Linked DNA regions of Homo sapiens: region 1 is linked to region 2. Evidence: chromatin loops called from intact Hi-C (ENCODE). Cell type or tissue: MCF 10A. All regions are shown on one strand. Links, peaks and the distances in the headings refer to the core of each region. The heading gives the core; the rest is flanking DNA.

Region 1 (3,647 bases), core at 125-2,624, 320 kb after region 2:
TCTGCCAGTAGCTGGGGGAAACATCGTTATTGGAGAAATCACAAACAACAACAATGCTTCTAATCTGTAGAGCCAAAAGAAATATGAACTCTCCAGTAAAAGATATCAGGTAAAGGCTCTAGTTGATAAATGCTCTCTCATTCATAATCAAGACACATCAGATATGATAGGCTGTAACCTGAATTTCCCGAGATCAAATTCAATGGCTAATCCAAACCCTGTGTTTTCCTGATCAGATAATCTCTCTGAAGTCACAGTACTTGCATTCATTCAAAACCAGCATTAAGCTTCTACTACGTCAGACACCAGGAATACAAAAACTAATAAGAAACAGTCTCTACCCACATAGAACTTAGTTCGCGTACCATGCCTCATCTTAAACCCCAAAGCTCTTGCTTTAAGATATCTTCTTAGATGGGTCAAGTGTCCTCAGGGGAAAAGCAATAATGGCCCTTCACCTTGAGTTACTGTGAGGCAAGCTAAAATAAAAATAAAAATAAATCATACCTCTTATCCTCAAAAGCAGTCACCACATCCTCCCAAGTGGAACAGAAGAATAATCTTAGCCTATACTACCGGTTAGTGTTCAGGGAAGTGGCAGGGGACAAGACAAGCAATAGAAGGGATGTGACAGCTGTACCACTAACGCATTCAAAGTGTGATAAAAAGAACCTGCTACTAAGCATACTGTAGCGTTACGGTGCGAGGAGGAGGAAAAGAATGAGAGGCTGCCCACCATTCACAGGCACCAACCATCCGCGGTCTTCTAACTCGTCCACTCTCACTAGAGAACCCCAGTCACTGTTTAATAGGATCTGAGCCTGCAGTCCAACAACATTGTCACATGGCTACCAGAATGGAGAGCTAATCGTCCCTTGCAGGAGCTTGGGGGAAAACAAGAAAGTGGAAAGAACTCAAGTGATTGTTAAGTGATTGCCAAAATAATAGACCCCCAAAGCACGGACGGGATGTAAAGTTTGGGTGAGACGGTCACCGGACGTCCACTGGAAGGGTGCGGGGACCTCTACGCCGACACCCCGCCTCCCCGCCTCAGTCCGCGCACTCACCGCGCACGCAGAGCAGTGACATGGCCGAGGATCGGGCAAGCCTCTGCCGCGCCCCAGCCGCGCCGGACCGCTCCCTCTTTCCTCTCAGCAGGTGCCGCGACTGCTCTCGTTACCGGCCCCACGGGTCTGGCAGCTCCTCATGGTCCCGGTCGCAGGTAGCGTCCCGCCGCTGCCTCGGACCCGCCCCAAATCTCACCGTCTGAGCGAACTCCGGGTAGCGGTGAGTACCGGCCGGCAGGCTGGGGACTGGGCGCGGCACAGCGACGCCATCGCTGGGAGGTAGGAGCTGCCGGGACTCCCTCCCGTCATTCCACCCGGGATCCGCGCGAGCGCCTGGGCGGAGCCAACCCGTGGTGCCCCGCCCCCCAGCCAATTAACTCACGCCCAGTCCACCGACCCCGCCCCCCCCCGCGAGCACGTAGGAGGCGGGGTCCCCTTCCTCCTTTCTTTCTTGCGATCCTGAAGGAAGCTCCGCCCACTAATCAGGCTTACTGCAGGGAGCAAGGGGTTGACCCTCAGTTGTGTGACGCGAGAATGGAAGCCCTCTGTTCCTCCTGCATGAGCGGGGCTTCCACCCAAGAACAGATTCTTTTCATTGAAGGATTTCCACTGGACTTTCTTAGAGTCTAGCGGTCATAGCTGACAGCCTGTAATTTTAAGTTAACGAAGTCGCACCGCACAGCAAAGTTAAGTTTTGTTTAGCAACTAGGGCAAAAGACAAAACTGAGTGGGCATAAAGTATGTCTGGAGACCTCAGTTCTTATCTAGACCGTTTTTTATGCTCATCATTGTATCTCCAATGTCTGGAATAGTGCCTAGTGTATGGTAATCAGTCCGTAAATATTTACTGAATGAAGGATGGTAACCACGGAGGGATTGTGAGTGGAGATACCTCTGATCTTTGACAAATCTCCTATCCATGCTTGGTACCAACATGAGCTAACTCCATGGCTCAAACCAACAGGACAATTTGCTAAGGTCTAGGAGCACCCCCTCCAGAGAATCCCTGATCTCCCAAAATTTGGTCGAGATCTAAAGTTCATTTTGTTGTACAACTCCCTCTATTATTATTATTATTATTATTATTATTATTATTATTTTGGAGTTTTACTTGCTTCCAACAAGGAAGGCAAGTTTTCCTGCTTCCATGACGAGGGAAGGCAGGTAACTCTTTTATGGAGTTTGAGCTCACTTCCAACAGGGAAGATGAGGGGTTTTTTTCCTACTTCTGGGATGGTAGACAGCCGTTTTCAGCCTGAGACGCACCCCTAGGTAAGTAGCTGAATAGGGATTTTTGTCTTGGCTAAAGTTAACAACCAGCTGGTCTTAATTTCTGCTTACCATTAGAGTGCTCAGTGATCATATTGTTGGGTTTTTTTTTATTTTGTTTGTCTTTTTCCCATTGACCAACTCTACTTCACTTGGTCAAATCCAAGTGAGAATTCCAAATTATGGGTAACAAGGCCTATCTAATTTGAGTAAAATTCCTCACAGCTGCAAAAGAAAAAACAAACAGAAAACAAAAAACCATGTATTTGGTTTCTGTGTTTGCTTCCTGGTCTTAAAAATTAAACTGTTCTTAGGCCGGGCGCGGTGGCTCACACCTGTAATCCTAGCACTTTGGGAGGCCGAGGCGGGCGGATCACGAGGTCAGGAGTTCAAGGCCAGCCTGGCCAACATAGTGAAACCCTGTCTCTACTGAAAATACAAAAAAAATTAGCCGGGCATGGTGGCGGGTGCCTGTAATCCCAGCTACTCGGGAGGCTGAGGCAGGAGAATTGCTTGAACCAGGAGGCGCAGGTTGCAGTGAGTGGAGATCGAGCCATTGCACTCCAGCCTGAGCTACAGTGTGAGACTCTGTCTCAAATTAAAAAAAAAAAAAAAAAAAATTCAATTGTTCTTTTGTTTACTTTTCTTCCACCCTATACCTCCTTCACCCTTTGCCATCTGCATTACCAAAAAATCGAGAGAAGGCTTCTAATGACTTGAACCTCTTTAAAGAATTTAGGCCGGGCGCCATGGTTCACGCCTGTAATCCCAGCACTTTGGGAGGCCGAGGTGGGCGGATCACGAGGTCAGGAGTTCGAGACTCAGCCTCGCCAACATGATGAAACCCTGTCTCGACTAAAGATACAAAAAAAGTTAGCCAGGCATGGTGGCACGTGCCTGTAATCCCAGCTACTCAGGAGGCAGAGGCAGGAGAATCACTTGAACCTGGGAGGCGGAGGTTGCAGTGAGCTGAGATCGTGCCATTGCACTCCAGCCTGGGTGACAGGGCAAGACTCTATCTCAAAAAAAAAAAAAGAATTTAGAACAAAGGTGCCACTCACCCCCTTTTGGGGTGTTCTCTTGGCTTTGTGGGATTTCAAGAGTCATGGGCAGATTCTTCTTAGGTCTAAAGCTCTGTTTTCCTGTATTGCATGACCTGACCTTTTTGGCTTTGGGTGCCAGAGATGACCTTGCACTGTGAGAGGATTTGACCTTGGTGTGTATATTGTTGGAAAAGAGCTACAAAGTTACGGGTGGCTGAGCACAGTTTATAGGAAGTGGTTTTGGCTGTTTCCTTTTTTTTTTTTTTTT
Region 2 (4,172 bases), core at 668-3,167:
ACACCTGGCTAATTTTTATATTTTTAGTAGAGATGGGGTTTCGCCATGTTGGCCAAGCTGGTCTCAAACTCCTGACCTCAAATGATCCACCTGCCTCGGCCTCCCAAAGTGCTGGGGTTACAGGTGTGAGCCACCGTACCCGGCCATAGTTGAATATTCTTTATGCCAAAAGTCAATATGGGAGAAAGCAACATCAATGGGGACCAGTTAGTCTTTTAGAGGTATTCATGTTCTGTGAGGTTTCTCCCACTCCCATAGCTACTGGTGAACTGAAGGTGAAAAAATTACTCAAAGTGGATGTCATTGGATCATCTTCATCTCCTAACTCTGAAACTTTGGATACAAAGCTTGGGGCTGGCTTCAGAGATGGATCCCTAGAATTAGGCCACTGAAGCTGGATGGACTGTTGAGTAATACAACCCACCCCTCTTGTTGTTCTGAGGTTAGCAGTTACTTCCTGGAGAATTTCCTTTAGAGCTATTTCCCATGGAGACCAAGAGCCATGATCCCATGATGTCCTATTTCAGCTACTTTATTCCTTTTTGGAGACTCATTTTCTACTCCATGTGCCCAGGACTAGAGGTTGGGGTAGAAGACAAGGGAGAGGTAGGGTCCCAGGACCCTCAATTTCTGACAGGGACAGACGGTATCCCTTAGTCTGGCTCCTTATGATATAAACTATCACACCCATACTCCCATGCCTGGCCTTCAGGACTCCCTCCCAGGCCCTCCTGCTTTGGCTTATCTCATCCTCATTATCGCTGAAGGAGTCTCTCCTTTTTGAAGTCCCATACGTTACCCAGTCCTACCCCAATAACTCTATTTTCTTTTCTTTATTTTTTTCCATTCATATTCTGCTTATGTTATTTAATTTTTCCTTATTTTTCCATATATATTTTAATTACTTTTATATATACTCAATTTACTGTACAGCACAATTTCCATGTTTCTCTCTACAAAGATAAAATTGATACAGGAAAACTTGGCTAAAACTGAGGATTATTCTCTGTTGAGGAGGATTTTTTACTTTATCTCATGATACCTATCTAGGTGATGAGCTCTTTTCCCCGCTCTGGAAATTATTCCCTTTACACTGGATTTTGTAGAGCCCAGCTCTTGCTGTATTCTTCATTCTTAGGGATATTCCTCAAGGGCCCAGGGGCTTCAACGCTGACCAGGGGCTTGCTGCTGGATCTTACCTGATCAAACAGACTCATGCACAGGACAGGGAGGGAAGTGTAGACCAGACTGTAGCATGTGATAAACCAGGTCTCATAAACTGTCTGGAAGAATACCAAGGAGATTTTGTAGGCTCCTCTCTTCTCTACAGTCCCAGCTCCACCTTCCAGGTCCAAGATAGCCACCTTCATCCCTCGACCCCTGCCCCCCCGCCCCACCCCCACACACATTAACCTACAGCAGGAGAAACCTGACTGAGAATGTTGACCCCAGTCTCTACTTGATCCTACTTTATTAGAACCCTAGGTCCTAGGATAGAGTAAGGCCACACCAAGCTTTCAAGGTGGATCTGGACCAATCCCACCATAACCTATACAGCCCCGCACAGAAAGGACACAGAGTGATTGCTAGGGAATGCTAGCTGTACCCCTGCATTCCTAGGCAGGTAAACCTTTGTACTTTTTTTTTTTTTTTTTTTTGAGATGGAGTCTTGCTCTGTCACCCAGGCTGGAGTGCAGTGGTGTGATCTCAGCTCACTGTAACCTCTGCCTCCTGGGTTCAAGCAATTCTCCTGCCTCAGCCTCCAGAGTAGCTGGGACTACAGGCACCCACCACCACACCCAGTTAATTTTTGTATTTTTTGTAGAGACGGGGTTTTGCCATGTTGGACAGGCTGGTCTTGAACTTCTGACCTCAGTTGATCCACCTGCCTCGGCCTCCCAAAGTGTTGGAATTACAGGTGTGAGCCACTTTGCCCAGTCTTTGGACTCTTTACTTGCTTAGTGGCATTCAGTGGCTTCTGTAGCACTGCATACCGCCTAATATTGGCAAGCAGAATAGACCCAATGACCCTTCCCTGGCTGGACGCTCCATCCTGGGACCTAGAGAGGGCTTTTTCTTTATTAGCCACAAGAGGTCAGCAGCAACACATGCATACACATATGCCTCCCACAAAGCCGACTGGCTTTGCTAGGGCTTGGGAGAATACAAATCTGCTACTATTTGCTGACTGGCCTGTTATTCCTGGACTCTATGGCAACAAAAGTAGGACTCCCAAGATAATTGTTTCTGAGGTTGTTTCTCTTGGGAATCCTTGAGATGCTTCTGAAAAACTTCTCATAGGAAAAGGGACTCCTCTTAGAGCATCAAAATCCAGGTGTTGCTTCTCCCCACTAAGGTGGGGGAGGTTTCACATTCAAATGTGGAATGAATTCATCAAAGTAACAATTGTGTGTGTGTTGGGGTCAGGAGTACAGGCTGTCTGAGTGGGGAAGGAGAAGCAAAGGGAAGCTGTATTTCCGAGTATGGCTATAGGTGAACGCCATATCTGGCCTATCTGGCATGACCCAGAGGCTCCTTGAGGCTTAGCCTGTTCCAAAAAGATGACTTTGGATGCTAAGAAAACTCCAAGATCCAGGAATTTGTTCCCACTACATATGTTTGGAAATTCTAAGTCTCAACATCAGTGAAAACAGCTTAAGGGAAAGTTTAACCCAGGTGTGGTGGCCACGCCTGTAATCCTAGCTACTTAGGAGGCTGAGGCATGACAATCACCTGAGCCTAGGAGGCGGAGGCTGCAGTGAGCTGAGATCGTGCCGCCGCACTCCAGCCTGGGGGATGCAGCCAGACTCCGCGGGGAAAAAAAAAAAAGACGAGCTGAGGGGAAAGAATCATATAAGGGGATAGTCAGATATTAAGAAAGAGAGAATACAGGATTGACTGAGGTTCCTGAAGAAGTAGGAAGGGATGGAAACTACAATATATAGATTAGTACTGAAGGAAAAAGTTATACTTCTTTTGAGACTGAAGGAAAGGAGGTAAAGGCGGGTTAAAATATATGTACAGAGGAGGATATTTAGCTGATAGTTTGGATTTTTCTCAGTAAAATAGAAGGCAGTATCATTTGCTACGTACTGGGGAGCCAGGAGAGTGTGGTAGAAGGTCTGAGAATGGTGATTGTTTAGAAAAGCTGATACGGAGAATAAAATATGAAGCCAATTACAAAATGGTGAAAAATTTGCCAAGTGGCACTGGGACAGAGGACAGTGGAGTCTCTGAATTTGTAATGGTTTTATGATCTCCAAAATAGTGCTTAACACTCTCAAATTAGAAACAGAGCAGGGTCGATGGTTTGGTTAATTCAAGGTTGAGATTTGTTCAGTGATTAAAGAGAAGAAAAGGAGAACTAGTAAGGTACTGAGGATGCTTATGATCCCAGGGTACAGACAGGCAAGCTAGGAAAGGAAGTAAAGTCATAAGGAATTGATAGACTGGAGAAAAAAGAAAGCCAAGGGTTTATAAATCTCCATGAGATAAAAAAGCAGGAATACTTTTAAAAATCTCAAGTACGAGCCATGTACTGAGAATATGGAGGAATAAGGTTTGTGATCAAAGATTGTGAAAAGAAAGTTTATAATTCCACATTAGTACAACTCTGGACAATTACATGGTAACATGGAAATGGGTGATACAGATTTTTTTTTTTTTTTGTCCAAGAGATCATCTGAAGGATTCTTTCAGAGACCTGAAAGAGTCTACAGTGATAGGTCGTCCATAAGGATGACAATACCACCCAAAACAATAGCAGTGGTTGGGAGGGGAGGGAGAAGTTTCAAAGCCCTCAATGAATGGGGTGTAGAAGCCAGAAGCTTCCTAGATATCAACAACAAGAAGAGTTACAGATGAGTATAGCCAGAAGTCATAAGCATCACAGGAAGAAAGATTGTGTAGGAGAGAAAAACTAATGGTTAAACATGGCACAGGATAATGAGGGCAACACCTTTGGGCTTATGGTATCCAGAGTTTATGGTATGCAGAGTATGAGAGAGATGGAAGAAAAAGGAATGTTCTCAGGGAAAATCATGTTTCAATTAATGAAGGGATTGAGGCTATAGGTAAGTTTGTTTATAAGAGAACAAAAATTCCAGTGATTTAGTGAAAAATGTGTTACGGTCAATCAGTAGTGGACAGAAGGAGAGGAAAGAAACTCCAGG

The links. A loop is a pair of places that touch in the nucleus more often than their neighbours do. Peaks named below come from ENCODE experiments on the same cell type or tissue, not always from the same donor. Only the 100,000 strongest peaks of a DNase experiment are listed, where the experiment ranks them.
Region 1: it touches region 2 in a loop (4-fold over the local background); 3 of 110 quality-filtered maps call a loop at or near these places.

The regions. Positions count from the first base shown.
Region 1 is chr9:35,159,726-35,163,372 of GRCh38, reverse strand. UNC13B (unc-13 homolog B) reads right to left here and starts at 1,364. Exons shown (of 40, transcript NM_001371189.2): 1 at 1,068-1,364. The coding sequence starts at 1,089. RefSeq lists a silencer at 1,369-1,498. In MCF 10A, for the core only: no CTCF peak of the experiment used is centred there; a DNase peak (open chromatin) is centred at 1,452.
Region 2 is chr9:35,475,353-35,479,524 of GRCh38, reverse strand. It overlaps the pseudogene ATP8B5P. Among named protein-coding and RNA genes, the nearest start is that of RUSC2, 13 kb to the left of the region's middle. In MCF 10A, for the core only: a CTCF peak has its summit at 2,091 (motif pointing right); a DNase peak (open chromatin) is centred at 2,104.